6 separate regions of the Homo sapiens genome follow, and all the other regions are linked to region 5. A link is a loop called in an ENCODE intact Hi-C map of the cell type or tissue named here. Cell type or tissue: heart right ventricle. All regions are shown on one strand.

What was found. Peaks named below come from ENCODE experiments on the same cell type or tissue, not always from the same donor. Only the 100,000 strongest peaks of a DNase experiment are listed, where the experiment ranks them.
Region 1: a loop joins it to region 5, with 2.8 times the contacts of the local background. A loop is called at or near these places in 21 of 110 quality-filtered maps.
Region 2: it touches region 5 in a loop (25-fold over the local background); 102 of 110 quality-filtered maps call a loop at or near these places.
Region 3: it touches region 5 in a loop (4-fold over the local background); 23 of 110 quality-filtered maps call a loop at or near these places.
Region 4: a loop joins it to region 5, with 4 times the contacts of the local background. A loop is called at or near these places in 16 of 110 quality-filtered maps.
Region 6: it touches region 5 in a loop (6-fold over the local background); 37 of 110 quality-filtered maps call a loop at or near these places.

What each region holds. Positions count from the first base shown.
Region 1 is chr16:86,872,369-86,876,368 of GRCh38, reverse strand. No RefSeq gene overlaps it. Among named protein-coding and RNA genes, the nearest start is that of LINC02188, 150 kb to the right of the region's middle. In heart right ventricle, a CTCF peak has its summit at 2,031; no DNase peak of the experiment used is centred here.
Region 2 is chr16:87,276,314-87,280,313 of GRCh38, reverse strand. The region is part of intron 3 of LOC101928682 (a long non-coding RNA gene); the gene reads left to right. Among named protein-coding and RNA genes, the nearest start is that of C16orf95, 39 kb to the left of the region's middle. RefSeq lists an enhancer at 766-1,271. In heart right ventricle, CTCF peaks have their summits at 1,307 and 1,511 (motif pointing right); DNase peaks (open chromatin) are centred at 1,513 and 2,622.
Region 3 is chr16:86,832,380-86,836,379 of GRCh38, reverse strand. No RefSeq gene overlaps it. Among named protein-coding and RNA genes, the nearest start is that of LINC02188, 110 kb to the right of the region's middle. In heart right ventricle, a CTCF peak has its summit at 1,573; no DNase peak of the experiment used is centred here.
Region 4 is chr16:87,201,552-87,205,551 of GRCh38, reverse strand. No RefSeq gene overlaps it. Among named protein-coding and RNA genes, the nearest start is that of C16orf95, 110 kb to the left of the region's middle. In heart right ventricle, a CTCF peak has its summit at 2,192 (motif pointing left); a DNase peak (open chromatin) is centred at 2,191; H3K27ac peaks cover 745 bases.
Region 5 is chr16:86,561,998-86,565,997 of GRCh38, reverse strand. FOXC2-AS1 (FOXC2 antisense RNA 1) reads left to right here. Exons shown (of 2, transcript NR_125795.1): 2 at 680-853. Among named protein-coding and RNA genes, the nearest start is that of FOXC2, 2.8 kb to the left of the region's middle. In heart right ventricle, a CTCF peak has its summit at 2,023 (motif pointing left); a DNase peak (open chromatin) is centred at 2,027; H3K4me3 peaks cover 1,263 bases; H3K27ac peaks cover 1,278 bases; H3K27me3 peaks cover 3,093 bases.
Region 6 is chr16:87,295,955-87,299,954 of GRCh38, reverse strand. No RefSeq gene overlaps it. Among named protein-coding and RNA genes, the nearest start is that of C16orf95, 19 kb to the left of the region's middle. RefSeq lists enhancers at 2,224-3,210, 3,211-4,000. In heart right ventricle, a CTCF peak has its summit at 1,848 (motif pointing right); a DNase peak (open chromatin) is centred at 1,834.

The DNA.
Region 1 (4,000 bases), 310 kb before region 5:
AATCCTTCTGCCTCGGCCTTGCAGAGTGCTAGGATTACAGGCGTGAGCCTCTGAGCCCAGCTAGCCTGAGAACATTTTCATCACCCTAAGCAGAAACCCTGTACCCATCAGTAGTCAGCTCCATTCCTCTTTCCTCCAGCCCCTGTCAACCACGAGTCTACTTTCTGTCTCTACGGATTTGTCTTTTCTGAACATTTCATAGAAATGGAAGCATATGAACTGTCATCTAATCTTTTCTATATATGATCGTAGAATATTGGGTCCTTTGTGACTGGCCTCTGTTGCTCAGCATCACGTCCTCCGGGCTCATCCCTGTTGCAGCATATGCCAGTGTTTCCCTCCTTTTTATGGCCAAATAATAATCCATTATATGGACAGATCACATCATGTGTATCCATTTATCTTGAGGGACATTTGGGTTGTTTTCACCTTTTAGCTATTATGAATAATGCTACTGTGGACATTTGTGTTTAAGTGTTTGTGTGGACATATGTTTTCATTTCTCTTGGGGATATTCCTTGCAGTGGAATTGCTGGGTCATAGGGTAACTAGGTTGAAGTGTTTAAGGAACCGTTAGACTGTTATTCACAGCAGCTGCACCGTCTTGCATCCCCATGAGATTCCTTCTTAACCTTGACCAAAGAAGCCCTCATGAGGTGGGGAGAGAGTCATCGTTCTCTGACGTGGTCTTAAAAGTGCCTATAGACCTGGCCTCTAGGGATGAAGAAAACATCAAACATGACCACGATCCCTCTGTTTGGCTATTTCATTTTTTCCTAAGACGGAATGTTATTTCACTTGGGAGTCATTCAGTTTCAGATGATAGAAAACAAGCCCTGAATTGGTTTCTGAAGTAAAATAAATTATTACCTTATCTAACTGGACAGTTTGGAGGTGCTGACTTCAGGCAAGACTTGATCCAGGGGTTCTAAGAAGCCACAAAACATCATTGCTGAGTCTCCTCACTCTGCCTTCCAGGGCATGGGCTTCTTCCTCAGCCTCTGCTGGGTGTCCCATAGTTCCAGACTCTTGTCTTAGGGTTCCAGCAATTCTACTCCTCAAATCCTCATGGTATACAATTGGGGTGGGGTGGGAGTGGGAATGGGTGGTAGGGAGGAAGAGAAACAGAAAGGGAGAGATAGGGATGGGGTAAGGTAGAAAGGAGAGCGGGGTGGAGATTATTTCTGTGTATCTCTTCAAGTCCTGCCTCTGCCTAAGCACACAGCTAGGAAGATGCTGATCCGATTAAGTCAAAAGGGCCCCATATTAAATAGGGCCACTCTGCTGATCTCATTTTAACTTGATCACCTCTGCAAAGACTGTTGTCAAATTAGGTCACATTCTGAGGATCCAGAGTCAGGATACCATCATATCTTTTTGAGGGGACATAATTTACCCCACAACAGAGAGGAGGAATCTTCTATGGGTCTGAATATTGTTGGCACCTTTACTTTTCAACACGCATAGGACTCTGCCGCCTCCCGCTCCTAAGCCTGGCTGCTGACCAAGCAGCACCTGCAGGGCTCAGGGTTCCAATAATGTGGGGACCCCCCCTTTCTACGTCCAGTTCTCCAGAGAACAGGCTTACTTGGGGCCGCTGGGCCCTGGAAGTCCTTCTACTTCATTTATTTTATGTAAGAGACTCATCTGTGTCTCATACACTTCTCTTTGCACTTAACCATAATCCTGGTGTTAGTTAGAAACTATCCAGAAAAGAGACAATCTGCCTGGTGGCACGGGAGGTCGGAACTGGAAAAGGCCTTAGAGGAAATCAATTTCCAGCCCAGTGTTCTTCAGGCTGGGCTTTGTGCTATCGCAGAATTCCTGGGAGTTTGGTGGCCTCTGTTGGGTCTTAGTTTGGGCTCCTCAGAAGCATACCCAGAGACAAGGAGTCATGGGCAAGCTGTTTATTTGGGAGGTGACCCAAGGAAACCCCCAAGGGAGTGGGGAGGCAGGACAGGGAAGGGGAACAGCAGCAGAGCTTTAGTTCATAGGCAGCCACTGCCCCGGGCACCTGGGGTTCAGTACCACTGTGGACCTCTGGGGGTCAGCGTAGAGCTGGCCTCAGTTATCTCAGTGAATGAGTGAGGGAGCTGGGATATTTATACATCAAATCCTCTGTCTGCTACTGGCAGTGGGCTGATTCTGTTAGAGCCACAGGGATTCACAGTAAATGGTCTTTTGTGAGGCACATCAGGGGATGAAGAGGGGGCACCAACAATTACTATAAGGGGGCACCAAGGTATCAGATTCAGATGTTGATTTAAAGGCTGAGCATCTGCATGAGGATTTTAAAAAACAAGCTACAGGTGTGTTAAACATAACAGCAGTGTCAATGGAGCAGAAGGGCAATGAATGGAAAGTAATTCTTCCCTGGAGTCCAGTTCCCAGTCCCTCCCCAGAGCACTGAGTGAGTGTCTCAGGGGTCCTTCTGATGTTTTCTTTCTGTATCTGAGCAGATGCAAAGAAAAGACACACTTTCCTTACTCAGTGGTAGCCTGCTATTGATGCCTCCAATGCTTTGCCCTTTTCCTCAGCAATTCACCTGGAATTCATTCCTGTCCGTATGCTTGGTGGTGCCTCATCCTTTTTATTTACCATGGCAGCATAGGACGTAGTACTCCAGTGTGTGGACATGGTACTCCAGTGTGTGGACATGGTACCCCAGTGTGGGGACGTGGTATTCCAGTATGTGGACATACCATGACTTATTTAATCTGTCTTCTAATACTGGGCATTTTGGTTGTTTCCAATCTTTTGTTACTACAAACAAGGGTGTAACAAAATGTTTATCTCTTTGTACAGAGGCATGAATTGATCCATTGGATAAATCCCTAGAAGTGGAATTTATTTGGCAGAATCTTCTGTTTTTAAGTTTTTGGCAAATACTGTCCAAACACTTTTGAAAGAAGTTGACCGATTTGACATTCTTGTGGCAAGAGCCCATGGGGTACATGGCTCAGATGTCCCTCATGTCAGGAGAAACCCTGCTGTGGGGTGAGGGTGGCTGGTGCCTCCAGCTTCCAGTGCCCTCTGGCTCTACCTCTGCTCTCCAGCCAAGGCCCCATGTCTCCAGGGCAGCTAATGGTCAAGCATGGCAGAAGCACAGGGCCCCTCCATTTCTGCCTAGCAGGGGCATCCTCTATGGGGCACCTTCAGTCTGGGGCTCTCGGTCAGCATGGCTGAGACATCCTCTGAGATGCACTGCAGGCTGAGGCTCTTGCTACTGCATGCTCCTTCCTTCCCCTCTCCTCTCACGGGTGTCGGACCAGCATTGCAATCTGAAGGCTCGCCCGCGCCCTCCAGCTCCCCTTCCATTTTCTGCAGTGCACTAGCACCACCTCCCTAATACATAGCTCACATTCCTGACTCCATCGTGGCATTCCTTCCTGAAGACCCATGCTGACACCCACTGACAATGTGTGAGGATGGGCTTCTGATGGTACTCGGTGAGCAGGGGTCTATGGCTAAGTGGTTTCTGAGCTCCCAAGCTTATCCAAATCTCTCACTTTATAACAGGAAATCTAAGGCCCAGAGAGGGCAAGCCACTTGCCTGAGGCCACACACTCAGGGGTAGCAGGCCCTGAGTGCCACACCAGGCCACACCGAAGTGCTCCCTCAATCTCAGACACCAGCTGACCTTGATTGTCCCCACTCCCGGCCAAAACCAAGCCCGGAGCAGACATGTGTGGCCTGGACTACCTCTCCTGCTCTCCAGATCTTCTCAGGGACAGGGTTCAAAGTTCCCCAAAACGTGTTGGGGGAAATTGCATCCCAGTTTTTGGAAAGCCTGGCCAATTTCTTCCCATGCAGCCATTTCTGTGTCAATACGGGCTATGCACAGATGCCAGTGCCAGCTCCCACTCCTCCGTGGTCAGCCGAGCAGGGACCAGAACTCAGAGAGAAGCACTTTCCAGAGGGGCAGAGTGGGTGAGGGAGACGAGGAGGGAGACAGTGGGCCACAGATTCTCATCACGTTTTCCCCTCCCATGCTTTCAGG
Region 2 (4,000 bases), 710 kb before region 5:
GGGGTGGAGGCAGCTCTGCTTGGTGCCTCTTCTCTTGCTGGTTTGTGCATCCACGACTTACCTCTGCCCATCTGCTTGGTGTGAGCAGGTGCAGCTCTGTTCTGGTCCCTGGTGTAGCCCCTGAGCCTGGCTCAACTGCCTGCCCCATGACAGGAGCTCAGTAAATACCTTCTGCGTGAAGGGCCACCATGGAACTTAGCACAATTAATATCTTGGCTTTGGGGCTGAACCTTGGCTCAAATTCCAGCTCTGCTACTCAGAAGCTGTGTAACTTTGGATAAGTTAACTAACTTATCTGGGACACAATTTTTCATATCTCATTCCTATTGCATGGCGGTTATGCTGAAGATCTAATAACACAGGCTGGGCATGGTGGCTCACGCCTGTAATCCCAGTACTTTGGGAGGCTGAGGCGGATGGATCATCTGAGGTCAGGAGTTCGAGAGCAGCCTGACCAATATGGTGAAACCCCATCTCTACTAAAAATACAAAAATTAGCCAGGTGTGGTGGTGTGCACCTGTAATCCCAGCTGCTCGGGAGGCTGAGACAGGAAAATTGCTTGAACGCAGGAGGTGGAGGTTGCAGTGAGCTGAGATTGCACCATTGCACTGCAGCCTGGGTGACAGAGCAAGACTCCTAAAAAAAAAACAAATCTAATGACACAATGATGCGGATAAAGTGCTTACTGCAACACCTGGCCTGGCACAGAAGTGCAGTTCACATTTACTGAATGAATGAGTGAGCAGGTTAGTGAATGAATGAAAGGTTCAAGTGACCTCTACCTCCGGGGGACGCTAGCTTGCCCTTCAGCAGTATTTATCGGAAGTGCCAGGGAGAGATTTGCTTGGAAATTTAATTGAACAAATGATGCATCCCCATCATCTGTGTGCTTCTGCGTGTCCTTCCTGCTCTCTCTCCCACCCCGTGGAAGCTCCGGGCAGCAGCCCCTGCCTACCTCATCCGTGTCTTTCCCCAGCACACACACACTGTCACGCGCGGCCGGCACACACGCCTCCTTGCTGACAACTCCTCCTGTTTCTCTTTAGGACGTATTGGCTAGGTGTGTCCCGGTGCCAGGTCATACCCAGGGCACTGAGCGACTGTGGCTTCTGATTTTGTCTGCCCTGCACCTCTAATTTCTTCCCCTGTGGCCCCCCAATCTTGCTTATGGACGGGGCTCCCTTGGCTCGGTCATCCTCCTCCTGGAGCTCCCCTGGGCTCCTCTCCAAGGTGCTCCTTGCTCCCAGCTGCAGGAAGCCCGCATCCTCTGGCTCATGGGCCAGGCTGGTGGTGCCTGTCCTTTGACGGTGCAGCACCTGCACTCTCGCACTGCTGCCCGAGCCCAGTGAGGCCAGCCCACCCTGCTTTCCTTACGAGCACGAGGTACTCGTGCCCTATTGACTTCCTCTGCTAACTGGGACTGGAGAGGCTGGCAGCTCAGGACGTCCGAGGCGGCTGCTGGGTTCTGCAAGCCGGACACCAAGCGGGCGCCACATCTCTGCCGGCCAGGAGGTGGTGCTGTCCCCTGGTTTATGGCCCGAGGTGAAGGCAAGTAGAGACTCTCCTGCTTGTCCTGAAAATGCTGCCTTAAGATCAAGGGAAAACAATAGGTATTTGAGCCAGTTATCTAGAAGGAAAAATCAAATCAAATCAATGAGCGCAGGCCTCTATTCAGGTCCTGCATCCGAGCTTTGAGGACCCGTCTTAGAGTGAGGAAGGGACTTCTTTGAGCCCTGCCTGGAAATCCTGTGGGAAAGGATGGCAGGGCTGAGACTCAGGGCTGCTTTTCTGAGAGACGGAGACGGCAGCTCTGGGCTGTGCACAGTCCCTGCCTCTTGCCCAATGCCCCTAGGAAAGTGACGGGGCCACCCGAGCCTCAGGTCCTCACCTGAGAAATGGAGATAAAAGTTCAGGCGCCGTGGCATGGTCGAGGCGTGGTCGGGCTCCGTGGCGTGGTTGGGCGCCGTGGCGTGGTCGACGGCTATAACTGAGCCTGTGAACATGCGGCGTGGTCCTGGCCTGCTGCCTGGGACACCCCTGCTTCGACTGGGATGTTGGTCCTGTTGCTATGGTCAGAGACTGTGGGGGCTCTGAGATACGCTTGTCACTGAGAGGGGCTTTGTTGGAGGATGCAGCCCTCTTGATGTCTAGGGGAGTGGGCCTGACATTTATGGAGCACCTGCCGTGTTCAGGGACCAAGTGCACACAGATGAACACCCAACCCCGCCTCTCAGACTCACAGGGGTAAGCGTGTCCTGCTCCCTCTGGAGTTTCTGGGGAACGTGGGCAGAGTGTGGTCTCTTCTGTCCCAGGTGCGTTGGAGGAAATGACTTTTGAGCTGAGTGTTAAGGGACAATTAGGATTTCTTAGGGGGAAGTCGTGTGGGAAGGGCATTTGACAGAGGGAACAGCCTAGGTGGAGGTGTGGAGGCAGGAAAGCATCCTGCATGGCTGAAGGGCTGCGGGGCAGCCTGGAGGAGGAGGACAGGCGGTGTGTGGTGGGTCCCTGCAAGTGTGGGCATCGCCCTAGGCCCATTAGTGCAGGCTGGGGTGTTCTTTAAGCCAGGGCAAAGAAATCCCTGACAAGGAGGGACAAGTGCAGGCTGCGCCAGTGTTTGCTCTCCTCTGAAAAAGGGTGGAGGCCACTGGCGAGGTTCCAAGTGGCTTTTCTCAGAGCTCAGAGATCTCAGCCTGAAAGTGCAGAAAGGGAAAGAATCCTCAGATTCAGCAAATCTACTATTTATGTCTCTTCTCTTCCTGCTCCTTTTTTTTTTTTTTTTTTTTTTTTTTTTTTTTTTTTTGAGATGGGGTCTTTCTCTGTTGCCTAGGCTGGAATGCAATGGCGCGATCTTGGCTCACTGCAACCTCTGCCTCCCAGGTTCAAGCAATTCTCCTGCCTCAGCCTCCCGAGTAGCTGGGATTACAGGTGCCTGCCACGATGCCCAGCTAATTTTTGTATTTTTAGTAGAGAAAGGGTTTCGCCATGTTGGCCAGGCTGGTCTCAAACTCCTGACCTCAAACGATCTGCCTGCCTCAGCCTCCCAAAGTGCTGGGATTATAGGCGTGAGCCACCATGCCCGGCCTTCTGCTCCTTTCTTTTCATTTTTATTTTTTTTTGGCGATGGAGTCTTGCTCTGTTACCCAGGCTGGAATGCAGTGGTGAAGTCACAGCTCGCTGCAACCTCAACCTGCTGGCCTCAAACAATTCTCTGGCCTCAGCTTCCCGAAGTGCTGGGATTATGGGTGTGAGCTGCCGCACCCGGCCATTGCTTCATGGTTTCTCCCTCTGGTCTCAAGGCCTGGGTGTTTTTTCTTTTCCTCCGATGCTCTCTGCAGCTTCATGCTTGGGCAGGCGACTTGCGGAGCTGTTTTTGCTCTGGGTTCCTGGGCCTGGGGCCTAGGGTACCTCTGTCCCTCGGACACCTCAGTCTTATGCTCAAAGAACCACCCCTAGACTTCAGAGGCGGTCACGGGAGGTGGTCTTAGGCCCCAGGCCCCTTCCGATGCCTCCTCTGTGCTTTCTCCCGCCCGCCTGCGCCCACCACCCAGGCAAGGTTAAGTTTGTAAAAGCTCCTTTTGAATCTCCCAGAGTTTTATCTGGAGGGCCGTCTAAATCACTTCGGAGGCTGTTGGCTGAACTCAGTAAATAAACACAGGGAGCCCTGGGGGCACTGTGACTTACGGTCTCCTTGTCATTTACCCCAGAATGCACATCAGCGAACAGTGCCTGCCATTCTAAGGGGCTCTTTGACTCTGAACACACACAGAGTCTCCTCCTGGGCTGATTCCCTGCACGCTGGCATTTGGCTTTCTGTAGAGAGCCAGCATCAGCCATGGCCAGGGTTAATTCACTATGGTGGGGACAGTGCCAGGGTTGTCTGGGCTCAGGACCCAGGGATGGTGTGGCTGCCCCCATGCGTCCATATGGAGGGCAGGAGGGATCTTGCTGGTGGGAGCAGGATTTAAATGCTTCGAGGTGACACAGGGCAAGATGACTGTC
Region 3 (4,000 bases), 270 kb before region 5:
GACGCAAGTCTAGCCCCCATCACCGTGGCTCACTGGTGATCCAGCGTGGAACCCGCCTTTGCTCATCGGACGCAAGTCTAGCCCCCATCACCGTGGCTCACTGGTGATCCAGCGTGGAATCCGCCTTTGCTCATCAAATATCAGTTGGCTCATCTGGTGCTGTTCCGCTCAATTAGCAGCTAAACTGGCCTTGGCGCTGAGAGTCTGAACACTGCAAGATATGCAGAGAGGAAAAAATCTCCGCAGCTCTCAGAAGCCTGGATGGGAAGGCCACTGATGAGGGAAGAAGAACAGAGGAGGTGGCGTGGCACTGGACACGGGAGGACAAGGGAGCCTCTTCCCCAGGCCACGGGGAAACGGACAGAGGGACACTAGAGGCAGCCGGTGCATCAGGGTCTGCCTGAGAGACTAAGAACCTGGCCTCACAGATCCACAATCTCTTTTCAGCAATTCCAATATCCCAAACGTGAAAATCTAATAAAAAAATAATAAAAGCTCAACTGGCAGCGAAACTTGCTACCCTGAACATGCGTGAGACTGTCTTTAATCTCAGTTTCTCCCTCTTAGCTTGAATGCTGAAACACTCCCTGCAGAACTGTTCGTGAAAGGCTGCCCCAAACCCTGTGGGGAGTTATATTATGTGGGGTCTGTGCACCATGTTACCTTCCACGACCCATGACACTTCTGAATTATGCATGCATCTGGCCCCAGGGGTTTCAAATAAGGGTTTGGGGACCTGAAATAATCTCATTTGGAATTGTCACCAGTAATCAAGTGTCCCCATGCAATGTATCAGAGTTGCAAAGTGCTAGCCTGTAGGATGACCTGGAGATAGATTTTATTGAGTGACCACTGTGTTTTCAATTTTTTGGTGTCCTTGGTTGGGAGCAAGGTCATACCTAACCCCTGCTGCCTCCTTCCTTTGGGTACCTGCATGCTCTTGAAGGCATTTGAGGTGACAACCCTGCCATGTGAAACAATGTCCCTGCAGGGAGAGAACTGATGACTGAGATGGGCTCCCCAAATCGCCAGCCTTGCACTCATTCATTGTGCAAGCAACGGCAGAGTGATGTTTGCTTACAATATTTGTGATCTGACAGCAATGTTTAAGTGTTAGTTATTAGTAAAATACTAGGGGGAGCCTTCCAGAGCTGAGTTACTTGCACTGCCCAGTTTGTTCTCTGGCTGGGTGTTGACTGGGCACTTCCTTGGGGTGTCCTGAGTAGGTATTTCAGTACCCTACTTCCGGGGCTATCTTCAGGGCTACGCAGCCCTGTGGCACTGCTCTCAGACCCACTTTACAGATGAGGAGGCCAAGCCTTAAAGATGGTTCATCACTCGGCCCCAGGTTCTACAGTAAAAATGGAAGGACTTGGGTTGCAACCTGGCCTTCTGTCCCGGCTCTTTCGTAGCACAGTGCAGTGCTGCAGAATAGAAGGATGCTCGAGGACGTCGCTTTGGGATTAATGTCCCCGTTGAAAACTTGCAGCCCAGGGCCACCTGCACTTACAACACGGCCTGATGGTGGCAGACAAGGCTTCCTTCTGCTTCCCGCCTGCATCTCAGCCACACACGATTATTGAAAACACACTGAGTGCCAGCGGTGGCTGCTGAGGGCAGACTGGTGAGCAGAGGAATAAGGCCCTTGTCCTCCTGCAGCTTAGAACCCACTGCAGTGAGTCAGATGTCGAGGAAGCAGTGGAAGATACAGGGGAGCTAATTCCAGATGGTGGAGAGGGCTGCAGGGGGAGTCAGTGAGACGAGTCAGCTGGGCTCCTGAGGAGGCAACACCCGTTCAGAAAGGCCAGAGACGCGTCCCGGGCAGAATGAACGGCACCTGCGAAGGCTTACAGCAAAGGGCCGGGGCCCACAGCACGTTCCTGTCCACCCGACCCAGACATTGAGTCGTGTCCTGGCAGCACCTGTTGGAGGCAGTTGGGAGACAGCGTCACTGGGACCCACAGCACCCACACCCGTCCCATCATTCCATGATGTTATGGCAGGAAAATGGAATGGGCTCTTCCAAGAAGTTCCCAAGGCAGCTGAAAATATTGGAGTTAAGACTGTGGGGCCTGCGTTCAAGTCCTGGCTCTGCCCATATGAACTGACTTGGCTTTGAATAAAGCCCTTTTTCCTCTCTCTCTCTCTTTTTTTTAATCTCTTTTCTGTCCTGTAAAATGGACATCTGACACCTACCTCATAGTGTTCTTGTGAGAATTTCATGAAACGATGCAGAAGAAAGACCTACGTAAGCCTCAAAGCACAGGAGGAAACGCATTCCTAATGCTACTCATGCTGCTGCTGCTGTTGTGGATAATGATAAAGGCCCTTAAAGTGGTGCCTTCAAATCTGAAATGTTGACAGGGGACCCTCAAACAGCCTTTTAGGAACTGCGGCCATGAGCTCAGATGGGAAAATCTGAATGCCAACTACTTGTCAATCTGAATAAGGCTCCTGTTAAAAGGCGGATTTCCAGTCAATGCTTGTCGCCCCTGGCCCCACACACATTTCACAGGGACTTCCGGCAAGAGGCATAAACTCTCCGGCCTTCGTTTCTTTTCCCTTTGGCATATGAGACGCGCTTGGAATAGGTCATTCCCTCAGGCCCATCCAGCGGTGATAGCTGCAGGTATGCAATGCAGGGTTCCCCTGACTGTACTCCATATCTGTCTCCCCTGACCCCTCACAGAACCCTCCCTCCACCTCTGAAACGCCCAAGTTTACCTCTTTCCCCAGATCAAACTTCAGAAGCCAAGCCTTCGTCACCACTGTGGACAAGAACACTGACTAGCCACCTTGGCCCCAGCCTGGGGGCAGTGCACAGAGTGGAAAGTACATGTTGTAAGTGGGGCATCTTCCTTGGGAAAGATTTGCCAAGTCTCTGTAAATGGAACTCTTTCTTTCCTGACCCTTTGCCCTTCTTCAAGTGAGCTTTTAAACCTTTAAAAACTACGCGGTTTCACTTTCAACTACACCCGAGCTTACAGTGTGTTATTTTGGCTGGAAGACTGAGCTTCGTGTGGGAGGCGTGGGTTTCACAGATCTGAGCCCAGTGATATTAATGAGTGAACCGCCTGTGAAGTCTCCGGGGTCACAGCATCCGCCCAGAGTGGCATTGGTTCAGCTGGGATCCAATGCGAGTTTCCAAGCCTGGAGCTGGGCAGCCCTCACTACTGGCACCTCAGTCTTACCCCATATGACCTCTGACTGGTCTGAAATTGCAAATGTATATTCCTGGCCCCCACCACCAGATCCAGGTTTTGTGGGTTCAAGCCTTAATACAATATGAGGATCTTTCTTTAAGGAAAGAATACAAAATTATAAACATAAAAGTAGTTACAAAAGTGAATATTCAGAAAAGAAACCATAACAAATTGCATATTTTGAAAAGCTAACAAATACTGCAAATATCACTACATCTGCAAATTAACATATTTTCACTAATTCATTGCCCGACAGACACACACCCACGATACCTTCTTTTTGCTGCATGTTCTTGGATCTTCTTTCTTTCTTTTTTTTTTTTTTAATATAATCGCAAGTGTATGTTGATTGAAAACTATTTTCGGGGTGATTTTTGTACAGGTGTAGTTCCAGATGGCACCTGTGAAGTATGTTCAAGAATTTTGCAGGACCAGCAGTGGCTAGTAGGTTCACATTCAGCATTATTTTGCTACATGTGTTAAATAGAATTCTGCCTTTATTTTAATGGCAAGAGAATCTTTTGGGTAAGCTACTTCTGGCAAATCGGACAGAGTCAAGACCCATTGGTGCGCTGTATTCAGGAGACCTATCTCACATGCAAAGACACACATAGGCTCAAAATAAAGGGATGGAGGAAAATTTACTAAGCAAATGGAAAGCAAAAAAAGAGCAGGGGTTGCAATCCTAGTCTCTGACAAAACAGACTTTAAACCAACAAAGATAAAAAACGACAAAGAAGGACATTACATAATGGAAAAGGGATTAATTCAATGAGAAGAGCTAACTATCCTAAATA
Region 4 (4,000 bases), 640 kb before region 5:
TAACTGACTTCTGTTTTAATTTCATTATTATCAGAGACCATACTTTGTATTATTACAACTGTAATTCTCTTAAATTACTTTAATTTTTTTTAATTAGTTGAGGTTTTGTGTTATGAACTAGAAAAACAGCTTTGTAATTTTGTTTGTTTGTTTGTTTGTTTTTTAGAGATAAGGTCTTGCTCTGTTGCCCAGGCTGGAGTGCAGTGGTGCGATCATAGCTCACTGCAGCCTCAATCTCCTGGGCTTAAGCTACCCTCCTGCTTCAGCCCCCTGAGTAGCTGGGACCACAAGCAAGCACTACCACACCTGGCTAACTTTTAAATTTTTTGTAGAGACAGGATCTCACTATATTGCCCAGGCTGGTCTCAAACTCCTGGCCTCAAGTGATCCTCCTGCCTTGGCCTCCTAAAGTACTGAGATTAGGCTGGGTGTGGTAATTCACACCTGTAATCCTGAGGCCCCTATCTCTACAAAACATTTAAAAACTAGCCAAATGTGTTGGTGTGTGCTTGTAGTCCCAGCTACTTGGGAGGCTGAGGCAGGATGATTGCTTCAGCCCAGAGGTCGAGGCTGCAGTGAGCCGAGATTGCGCCACTGCACTCCAGCCTGAGTGACAGAACAAGACCTTATCGCCTTTGTCTCAAAAGAAAAAAAGTATTGGAATTACAGGTGTGGGCTACCATGCCCAGCCTTTGTGAATGTTCTATGTGTACTCAAAGAGAAGGTTTTTCTTTTTCTTCCTTTTTTGCTGTTGTTGGTGTGGTGTAAATGTAAATGACATCCAGTTGCTTGATGGGGCCATTCTGTTCATTTTTATCTTTGCTGACTTCCTATTTGTTCTCTGAATTACCTAGAGAATAAGATTGAAGTCTCCAACTATAATTGATCATTTGTCTGTTTCTTCTTTTGGTCCTATCAATTTTTGCTTCATTATTTTCCTGTTACATTGTTTTTCTTTGGCTGCTTTCAGGATTGTTTCTTGGTCTTTGCTTTCAGCATTTTGACTCTGATGTGTCTAGGCATGGGTTTCTTTGAGTATACCCTTTTATGGGATTCACTGAACTTTTTGAATTTGGAGGTTTTGCTTTTTGACAAATTCGAGACATTTCTTTCCTCTGATGTTTTTCTACCCTGCATTCTCTTTTTTCTCCATCTAGAATTCCTGTGATGTGGACGTCAGGCGTCTGGTACAGGTGCTTCAGTCTCTGTTCATTTGTTTTTTTTCTGGTTTTAAAATTTTGCTTCTTTTTCCCTTTGTTATTCAGGTTGGACGATTTCTATTAATTTATCCTCACATTTAATGACTCATTGCTCTGTTATCTTGATTTTGTTATTGAGCCCATCTGGTGACTTTTAAAATTTTGATTATCATATTGTTTAGTTCTAACAGTTCAGTTTGGTTTTTCTGTATATCTTCTCTTTCTTTACTTACACTTTCTATCTTTCCATTTGCTTTACCAGTGTTTGCTCTTGCTTCTTGGAGTATTTCTATAATAACTGCTTCGAAGACTTTTCTGATACTTCCTTATTATTATTATTATTATTATTATTATTTTATTATTTTATTTTTATTTTTGTTTTTTCGAGACGTAGTCTCACTCTGTTGCCCAGGCTGGAGTGCAGTGGTGTGATCTCGGCTCACTGCAACCTCCGCTTCCTGGGTTCAAACTATTCTTCTGCCTCAGCCTCCCGAGTAGCTGGGATTACAGGTGCCTGCCACCATGTCTGTCTAATTTTTGTATTTCTAGTAGAGACAGAGTTTCACCATATTGGCCAGGCTGGTCTCATACTCCTGACCTCAAGTGATCTGCCCACCTCGGCCTCCCAAAGTGCTGGGATTACAGGCGGGAGCCACCATGCCTGGCTTTTTCTGATCATTGTAACACTGGTGTCATCTTGCTGTTGGGATTTGTTCCTTATCTTTACTTGTACAAGTTAAGATTTTCCTGTATTTTCATATGCTGAGTAATTTTGGTCTGTATCCTGGAATTTTGCATCCTATATTAGGAGGCTCTAGGTCTTGTTTAAATGCCATGGAGGATGCTGATAGTTTGGTTTCAGTGGTCAATCAAGGTGGTTGGATTCAGGCAACAGGTTCCGAGCAGCCTCTGCGAGCTGTGCTCCCAGTGGCCACTCAGTCGTCAAAGCAGGGCAGTGCTCTTCAGAGCTGTCCTGTGCGTGCGCCACCCAGTGGCCAGGCCTGGGCCTGGCGACGGTTTATCCTCGAGTTCCGTTCTCAATGTCTTGGGTCTGCTGTGTAGGGTCAAATGCGTGCCTGTGCAGTTTAAGGGTGAGCCCAGGATTCATGAACAACTTTAAACTGTCTCTTTCCTGATCTCTGCCCTCTCTGCAATCTCCCTGGCATTTTTCAGGCTCCCTGGGGCTTCCTTTTGGGGTTGTGCAGTCAGAAAGCTGAGCTGTCAGTTATTCTGTTTTGCCACATACTTCTCATAACTGTGGCCAAGTCCGGGACTAGGAGGTGGGAGCAGAGAGAGAGAGAGAGAGAGAGAGAGAGAGAGAGAGAGGGGGGGGGGGAGGGGGAGGGGGAGGGGGAGGGGGAGAGAGAGAGAGAGAGAGAGAGAACACACACCTGGGGTCCACTCTGATCTCGTGGAAACACAGATTTTTCTTATCAGAGAGGAAGGTTCTGCCCACTCTGAGTTTCAGGAGCCCATGGGCCATGCAGTAGTCACTGTCATTAGTAAAGCCACGGAATTGTTGGAGAACTGGGGTGCAACAGAACAGAAGAAAATAAAAAGAAAACTGAGATTTGCCTCATTGTCCCCCTTCCCTCTCCTGAAGCGCTCTTTCTCTGACCCTGGCACCTGTGTTCATTTTGAGGTCACTTTGAGTCTAGGCTGGGGATACTGGGGGAAATAATGGGAGACTCAGCTCTAGTTCAGTGAAACTGAATTTTTTTTTCTAGTCTGCCTGCTGGGTCTACAGTTCAGAGTCCTCACACAGCTGCTCCATGCATTCTTGTCGGACATCCCAGCTGCATTCGGTGGAGAAGAGGGTGGAGAGTGTTGACTCCACCTCATCCTCCATCCCAGGCCCTTCTGATGGCTTCTTCACTGTTTTAGTTGGGACAGTTATGGCTGCAGGTGGAAGCCTGCTAAATTCAAAGCTTAAGTAAAACAATGTTAATTTACTCACTTAACTGAACCGGGGAAAACGTAGGAATGGCTGGTTCCAGGGAAGTCTAAATCTGGAAACGCAAATGCTGTCATGTCCTCATCTCCCCCCTCCATCACAGGTGTCCACCTCTCTCTGAATTGTCATTCTGTTCCCTCCGTTGCATTGAGGCTTTCTTCATAAGGTGGGGTGCCTATGGCCAGGGAACACTCTGAGCTCTCATCCTTGCAGCATTTTCCTCATATTTCTCCCAAATTCCAGGATACAAATCAAAATTACTCAGCATACAAAAAAATCCAGGAAAATCTTAACCAACTTACTGCGTAAAAACAAGGAAGGGACAGAGAATGTCTGTCCTGTTCTATGATGGAAAATCCCAGGGCTGACTCTCATTGGACTGGCCTAGATCACATGCCTACCCTTTGGGCCAATCATGTGCTGAGGTGTGTGGGTGCCCCAAGGCTGGAGCTGGGAGGGGCAGTTTCCCCAAAGAAGGAAGCGAGGATAAAACACAGAGTGGAGTGCCTGTTACAATCCATGGTTTTACATGAAACTGAGTGTGCTTGGAGAATAAAAGTCACTAGGGGTATGGCAGTGCCAGCAACAGGGTGTGAGGGAACAGAACACAGGCAGGGGCAGGAGCTTGGAGGTCAGAGGTGGGTGGTAGGGTGGTTCTGATGGGTTTTGAGGGGCCAGGAGCTTTTAAAAGTAGCATGAGAGCCGGGACCGGTGGCTCACGCCTATAATCCCAGCACTTTGGGAGGCCGAGACGGGTGGATCATGAGGTCAGGAGTTTGAGACCAGCCTGGCCAACATGGTGAAACCGCATCTATACCAAAAAAACAAAAATTAGTTGGATGTGGTG
Region 5 (4,000 bases):
CCTTTTCCCAGGTAGAAATTCCCTCTAACAAGCTGACCCCGCACTCCCAGAAGACCGGGACAATGCAGCGACCCACCCGGGCCAGGCAGAGCCGAGTTCCTGGGCCCTGCGAGGAGAAACCCGAGCCTGTTTTCCGCGGGGGCTTGGCTCGAAGGCGCGCGCAATGAGCGCCGCGCACCGCGGGCACCAAGCGTGGACGTTTCCCGTGGCCCAGGCCGGCGCCGGCCGCTAACACCGACCCTAGGGCGCTGTCCCTGCCTCCTGCTCCTGGCAACGTCCCCCTGGGAGCCTCCAAGTTGCTTTTCTATATTTCAGCCTTTTTTTTGTTTTGTTGGGTGGGTAGGGTGAGTTAGGGAGCGCGCTCCGTGGGAAGACTGGGTGAGCGGTTGATTGCAAACGGTTCAAGATCCCTTCGGGATGATATTATTCGGCAGGCAGACCTGGAGCGACTTGGATCTCCTTCAAGGATTTCTCCTTCCCTCTAGGAATCCCGGACAGTTTGTTTATTTGTGGACTGATTATTTATTCCTTCCACACCTCAATAATCAGATCCCCTTTTCCCACTTTCCCTGAAGGAGTGAGACACCCCTTTAACAAGGCTAAACACGGGCAGAATTTTGGAAGTTGCTGGTCTGGTTGGGCAGGGAAGAGGGCTTCAGGGAGAACATTTGTATTTCAGGTTTCCTTGCACCCTTCCTGGCTGTTCATCGGCTGCGTATTCGATTCTCAGCAAAAGGATGTTGAGACAACCCACCAGGCCTCTTCGCTTCGGCCTCTTCGCTTCGGGGAGGCGACTAGAAGGCAATGGGGCGTGCCACTTATTTCCAATAAAAGAACAGAAGACGAAAATGTAGATGCATTATCTTTGTCTCCTGATCAATTCAAAGCCAAAGGGAAGCTACAAATCAGGTTCCTTTACCTTGAATATTCCACTTCTGAAACATTGTTTTTATGAGTATTCTGGGCTCTTTTTCTAACCTGATCCTTTTTCTTCTTTCTTTGAAACAAAGTAAAATAAAGCTGCCCAGTTCTCAGCTCACAGGCAAATGATTTGAGCTTTCTGCCCCAACCCTAAACTCCCACCATGACTTTATTATTTTTAATAAGCTAGTATTTCCGCATCTAGCTTAAAAAAAAAAAAGGACTAGCAAAAAGTGCCCTTCTCCTGCAGCGCATGACAGGCACACTGAGTTCGTGTCACGATTTTACTGGAAATGCAAACTATTGATCAAGAAACACTCCTCAGCCTGTAGGCTTCCTGGAGGAATATTATTTACTCTGCTTTTACGAGGGGTGTGTGTGTGTGTGTGAGAGAGAGAGAGAGAGAGAAACAGCTTTATCACAGCAAAACCTAAAATAGCTAAGGACTATGAAAAAATAAATTCCAAAATGGCAGTTGCTGCCTACGTTTGTATTCACAAGGGTGTCCCGGTTTAAACCAATGTCATCTGGGGAAACAAACAAACAAACAAACAAACACCTAAATCGAGTCGCCCAATATATTATCCACCCTCCCCCGCCCCAAAGAAAGGAAAAGGGGAGGGGAAAGAAATTCGTCTCATCAAGACAGAAAAGGTGAGAGAGACACTTCCCTTTACCCCTGGAATTAGGTTTCTTGTTTGCTCAGTGGGACTCCGGGAAAGATGTTTGTTCAGGTTATTAAAACAACGCCTTCCATACACCTGGACTTTGCAAAAACCGTATTTCCCAGCTTTTCTTTAACCTGCCAGGGTATTTCGGATGGGGGGCTGCTACTTTCTGGCTGATTTTCCCCCTTCTTGACCTTGTAAGTCAGTGAGCCGAACGCGGAATCGGGTCCCAGAGGGCCTCGCGTGTTCCTGGAATAATAAGCGGCGATAAAGCCTAAAGGTATTTAATTCGCCTTCCGCCCCCACCGCGCTGCGCTCCTCCCGGCCCGTGGCCGCTGCACCTGGAGCGGCTGGGCGGACTCCGTGGGTGTTGGCGTCATCTTGAGGCCAACCAGGGAACTACTACGAGAAAAGGAAAAAGAAAAAGACCGCCCGGCCCGCCCTGCTTATCATGAAGGTGCTGACACCTTGTGGATACTCCTGGGCATTGCACGGCTGGAATGGAGCCTTCAGAAATCTGTAAAAGCAGAGAAAGGAGATAAACTGCATCGCGTCGATTAAAAAACATTTCCCGTAACTTCGCAACGTGTCAAGAACATGATCTGTTGGGAAACAAAAATGTCTTTGAAACTGCTCGGGGAGCAAGAAATTTTCTCTAGGGAAACTTGCTGGGGTTTTCCCCAAATAAAATCTATGCCTCTTAGGTGGCTAGAAGTCTGCATTTTCTTCCCCCGGAGTTGTTGAACAAATTGCCTCGTCCATGTTTTCCCGCTGCAGCTGTCTTTCTGCCCGAGGTGTGGCGTGAGCTTCAGGGAATTCATCAGAAAGCTGTTTGTGCTGGTCGTGTGTTTAGAGGGTTGGCTTGAACAAGAGGCAGACTTTGAAACTGGGCAGCAGCCACTTCTACTTTTGAGGTACAACAGAGAACTCAAAGAGGGGACAAGTGAAAGGAGTTTTGTTTCTTGTCTCACTATTTCCCATTCATTCATTTCAATATCCTTCAAACATTTCTTTTCTGGGGTCACGAGGTGCCTTGGTTTTGAGGAAAGGGATCGGGTGGCAGAGGAGTCCCAGGCTTCCAGAAGCTGCCTGAGAACCGAGGAGCCCTTGGGTTACACAAAGTCGGCGCCACCTCCTAAAAATCCATTGTAATCCGGCTTCTAAACTTTTGTGGGACAAAAAAAGTGTCTTTTCTAAAACTCAGTTCAAGCTCATTTTACTGTGTGTGAGTTTTCCGGTGAGTGAAAGCCATGCTGCGCCATCGACAAAGGGCAGGGCCAGAAAGGACTACAGAAGCGGGTGGGTAGTGAGAACTGCTGTTGGTCACAAGGATTAAAGAAACTCAACAAGTAAACGCAACCCTCAATCCTAGGCGGAAGAAATTTTTTTTTCTTTTTTCTTTTTTTCCTGTTGTTGTTGAGACGGAGTCTTGCTCTGTCGCCCACGCTGGAGTGCAGTGGCACGATCTCCGCTCACTGCAGGCTCCGCCTCCCGGGTTCACGCCATTCTCCTGCCTCAGCCTCCCGAGTAGCTGGGACTACAGGCGTGCGCCACCACACCCGGCTAATTTTTTGTATTTTTAGTAGAGACGGGGTTTCACCGTGTTAGCCAGGATGGTCTGGATCTCCTGACCTCGTGATTCGCCCGCCTCGGCCTCCCAAAGTGCTGGGATATTTTAAACAGCAACCAAGGACAGGTTTGAGGAGACTTGGGAAGATTTGCATCTGGGATGTGTATGAGATAATAACCTTGAATCAAGGGTAAGATTCTTGCGTGCGATAATTATACATGGTCAAGTAAGAGCATGTCCTTGCTTTTAGAAGGTACGTGTCAAAATGTTTGGGGCTGATATTCATCATCTCTGCAACCTTTAAAAAATTCACCCTGCCGGGCATGGTGGCTCATGCCTGTAATCCCAGCAGTTTGGGAGGCTGAGGTGGGAGGATCGCTTGAGCTCAGGGTTTCAAGACCAGCCTGGGCAACACAGTGAGACCCTATCTCTATAAAAAATACAAAAAAAAAAAAAAAAAAAAAAAAGCCGGGTGTGGTGCTGAGCACCTGTAGTGCCAGCTATGTGGGAGGCAGAGGCAGAGAATTACTTGGGCCTGGGAGGTTGAGGCTGCAGTAAGCCATGATTGCACCACTACATTCCTGCCTGGGTGACAGAGCAAGACCCTGTCTCAAAAAGAAGAAGAAGAAGGAGAAGATTCAAAAGATTCAACCAAGGTGGGGTCAGAGGGGAGAAGGAGGGCAGAAGGTCGTGCAAAGGTAGTAAGATGAGAACAGTTGTTGAACCCGTGGTGCCTGGGTATTGATTGTATTGTTCTTGCAATTCTGTAAATTTGAAATTTTTCAAAATAAAAAATGGGAGTAAAACACTTTTGTTACTGTGAAAATTTGAAAAGAAATGT
Region 6 (4,000 bases), 730 kb before region 5:
ACAGTAGTTCGCACCTGTAATCCCAGCTACTCAAGAGGCTGGGGAAGATTACTTGAGGCCAGGAGTTCGAGACCAGACTGAGTAACATAGCGAGACCCTGTCTCTACAAAAAATATAAAAATTAGCCAGGCATAGTGGTGCATGCCTCTAGTCCCAACTACTTGGGAGTCTGAGGTGGGAAGATCTCTTGAGCCCAGGAGTTTAAGGCTACAATGAACTGTGATCACACCCCTGCAACTCCTGCCTGGGCAACACAGTAAGACCCTGTCTCTCTAAAAAAAAGTGTCAAACAGGAACCAGACTCTGGGATGCTTGAACTGGGGGGTTCACCTTAGAGACAAGGAAGAAAGACGTGGGAGTCTCAGATATACAGAACAAAGAGGGCTACAGTGACGGGCCAGGGCCTCGGTGTATCTTGGGCACATCCGTATCTGCAGTGGCCACCGTGGAGGGAGTGGAAGCCGTGTTCTCCAGGGGCACATCTTCAGTGGCCCTAGGGCAACTTTAAACATCATTTATTCAATCAGCACATATTTATTGGATGCCTGGCACCAGGGAGACAGCATAAGAAGACATGTGCTGCCTCCAGGGTGCCACTGCGCAGCGAGGGTATTGTAATTCAGGTGGGGGTCGTTGCCATCCTGCCTGAGGCACACATGAACACAAGGAGGGCCCAGGAGCTCCGTCAGTGACCTGCTAACCATTCCCACGTTGCCACAAGGACCAGCAACCTCTTTCTGGGGTGTTCTTGCTGTGGGAGCCACTGCAGGGACAGGCTGGATGTACAGGACGTGATGCCCCAGGAGCAGCCCTTGGCCGATGATGGGTGGGAGGTGTGGGTCAGCACTTCTGCCCCCGCATCCTTCGATGGGGATGACTCTGGGCCGTGTTCCCAGCAGGACTGAGCCCGTACCGCCCACTGGGGCCACCTTCTTGCTAATTTCCTTCATCCCAGCTCTCCTTCCTCCCCTCACCTTCCCACTCCCTCACAGGGCTTCCTGCATCACCTCCCCCAGAAAACACTTGCGCTCAATCCTTGCCTCAGGCTCTGCTTTTGGGGTGAACTCAAGATAAGACAAGGTGAGCAGATCCCATCTCACCAGTCAGGGAGGAAGCGCCATCGGAGCAGAGACCTGAAGACAATTCCAGGAAACCTGGCAATGAAAGGTGAGACCAGAGTGCCAGGGCACAGGCACAGCAGGGGTGGACAGTCTGGAGGTGACAGGTGGGGGCATTCCGGCCACTTAATCCAGTTAGGGTGGCTGGGTCGTGGCATGGGCAGCCAAGAGCACTGGAGGATGAAGCGGATGGCAGAGAGCATGGGAGGCTTTGGGAGGCTGTCAGGGCTTCACATTTGTGTGGCTAAATCCTGCACCACAGCCAGGTTCAGGGCATATTCGAGAAGGCCATGAAGGCTTGGGTCCCCTGGCCGTGTCAGTGGCAAGGGAGGACAGGTCAAGGCAGCGGCCACAGCAGCCCGTGACCACAGGCTGCATTTTGGAGAAACCACTCCAGCTGAAGAGTGTTGGATGGAATAGAGTGGCAAGAGTGGACACGGGAAACCAGCTTGGAGGCTGCAGCAGGAAACCTGGTGGGGGACGATGGTGTCTGGACCTCGGTGGTGGTGGCAGTGGCTGTGTTCCAGGTGGGTGGGGTTATTTGGCTCTGTTGTCTACATCTGTGCAGGTGTGCTCTTGGGGAGTGGTACCTGAGGCTGCACCACATGTCCTGAATAACCCAGTGACAATGTTGCTGCAGCCCACACGGGACCACGGCTTCCATAGACGGACCCCAGGCAGCTCTCCGCCTGCAGGCGTTGTCGTGAAACTTGGCGTTAGGAGCCACAAGAGGGCACTGTTGAGAGACTTTAGCATAGAAGCCCCAGAAGGCCAGGGCTGGAGGGGGCTTCAGTTGCCCAGGTCAGCCCATGGTTTGTGGGAGAGGGAGCTGTGACTTCCTGGACCTGGTGGGGCCAGGGGAGGTGAAATGTGGGGTAACCGTTTAAAGGGTTTTGGAGAAGATGCTCCTGTTGTCTGCACCCTGGACTCAAGTCAGGAGCCCAGAGAAACACTCTGTCCCTTCCTCCCCATCTCCCTTCCACCCAGCCACACAGCCCTCCCTTCCTCCTCCCCTGCTCCCTTCCTTTTTCCTCCCCTCTGCCTCTCTTCCCCTCACTCTGCCCCAGGCCATTAACTGGGTAATGACCACACAGCCCAGCCCTGCCCAGTGGAACTTTCTGTGATGGTGGAAAAGTTGATCTGTACCGTCTGGTTCAGGAGCCATGAACCACATGTGGCTGGAGTCCCACTGGCCCAGCCAGGCCGCCATGGCAGGTGGAGGCACTGCAGTCTGCCCAGCCTGGCCCAGTCCAGGCCTTGGTGGCTTCTCGGGCTGCTCCTGGCAGTGCCTGGCCCCACCTTCTGAGAGCTCTCTGGTGACCCATGTGCCAAGACTTGAGGCCTGGGAGGGGCCGTGGGGACACTGGTCCAATCACCTCATTCGCAGATGGGGACAGTGAGGCCCAGAGAGGGCCATGCCCTGTCCCAAGCCCCACAAAAGCTGGTGGCAGATGCGAGACTTGGCCTTGGCTCTCCTGCAGCCCATCCAGGCCACCTTTCCTTCGGCGGCCTCCCAGTTCCAGGTGCTGCCTCTCCACTTGTCCACTCTGGGGAGACCCTTTCCAAGCCTCCCCGTTAGAGGAATTGCAAATGGGTTGTGCTGCCTGGGCACTGTAGCAAAGACCCCTGAGGTCACCAGGCCCTTGAGGAAGAACCTCTGTGATCACTTAGTGATGTTTGGTCCAGGCTGGGCTGAGGCTCAGTGGTGTTGAGTGTCATGGAGCTTTTGTAGCTGTCCCAGGGACTCTTGCCATGCTTGACACACAACAGGTGCCGCATAAGTACTTGTTGATTTTGGATACCTGCTGTTTTCTCTGGTGGGCATTGCACTGGGGGATCTGGGAGCCCTGGGAGTCCACTGGGGCACTTGGAAGCTTCCTGTTTTCACTTTTGTCATTTCCAAGAGAGATAGTGCTGTTTGAGGCCCCCCCACCGCTTTTTTTTTTTTTTTTTTTGAGACGGAGTCTCGCTCTGTCGCCCAGGCTGGAGTGCAGTGGTGCAATCTCAGCTCACTGCAAGCTCCGCCTCCTGGTTTCACACCATTCTCCTGCCTCAGCCTCCTGAGTAGCTGGGACTACAGGCACCTGCCACCATGCCTGGCTAACTTTTTGTATTTTTAGTAGAGATGGGGTTTCACCGTGTTAGCCAGGATGGTCTCGATCTCCTGACCTCGTGATCTGCCTGCCTCGGCCTCCCATAGTGCTGGGATTACAGGCGTGAGCCACCGTGCCCTGCCGAGGCCCCGTTTTTATGTTAAAACAACAAACCTTCAGGCCAACCCATGAGCAGTGGAAGGGGCGGCATTCCGGAGGAGGCCACCTTGGCATTCCAGATGTGGGGATGTCGTCTCAGCACCAGCCAGGCAATTGTGTCCTTCCCAGCACACTGGCAGGGTGTGAGATTCCAGAAATCACAGGACACCAGCTCCCTGGTCCCAGGTGGGGAGCAGGAGGTGGTGGAGAGCAGGTGTCCGCGTGTGTCTTCGGCCACTCTGCCCTGGCTGCTGAGGTTCGCCCCTCACATCGCCGACAGCATGGGCTCTGGGCAGTGGGAGATCCTGGGTTCTGGGGTGCTTGCAGCGCCAGGCAGAGTCCCCTAGGAGGTGATTGTGAAGCACAGCTCCTTGCCCACGTGAGCTTCAGGAGCCTCAGCCTCCACCCTGCACCCCCAGCTGACCTCTGCTCTCTGTCTGAGCAAGGTCCTCCACCCACTGCCCTTTATCCTACCTTCTCTCCTTCCTCCCAGAAACCGTTCTGCCTATAAAAACAGGTATATGAATCTGAAATTTTTAAAAGGGGCAAAGTTTAAAAAAAAATCTAACCACCTTGCATTTTCCCTCTTCTCTGCTCCGTGTTTCCTGTAAACTTGTAGTTGACCTAAAG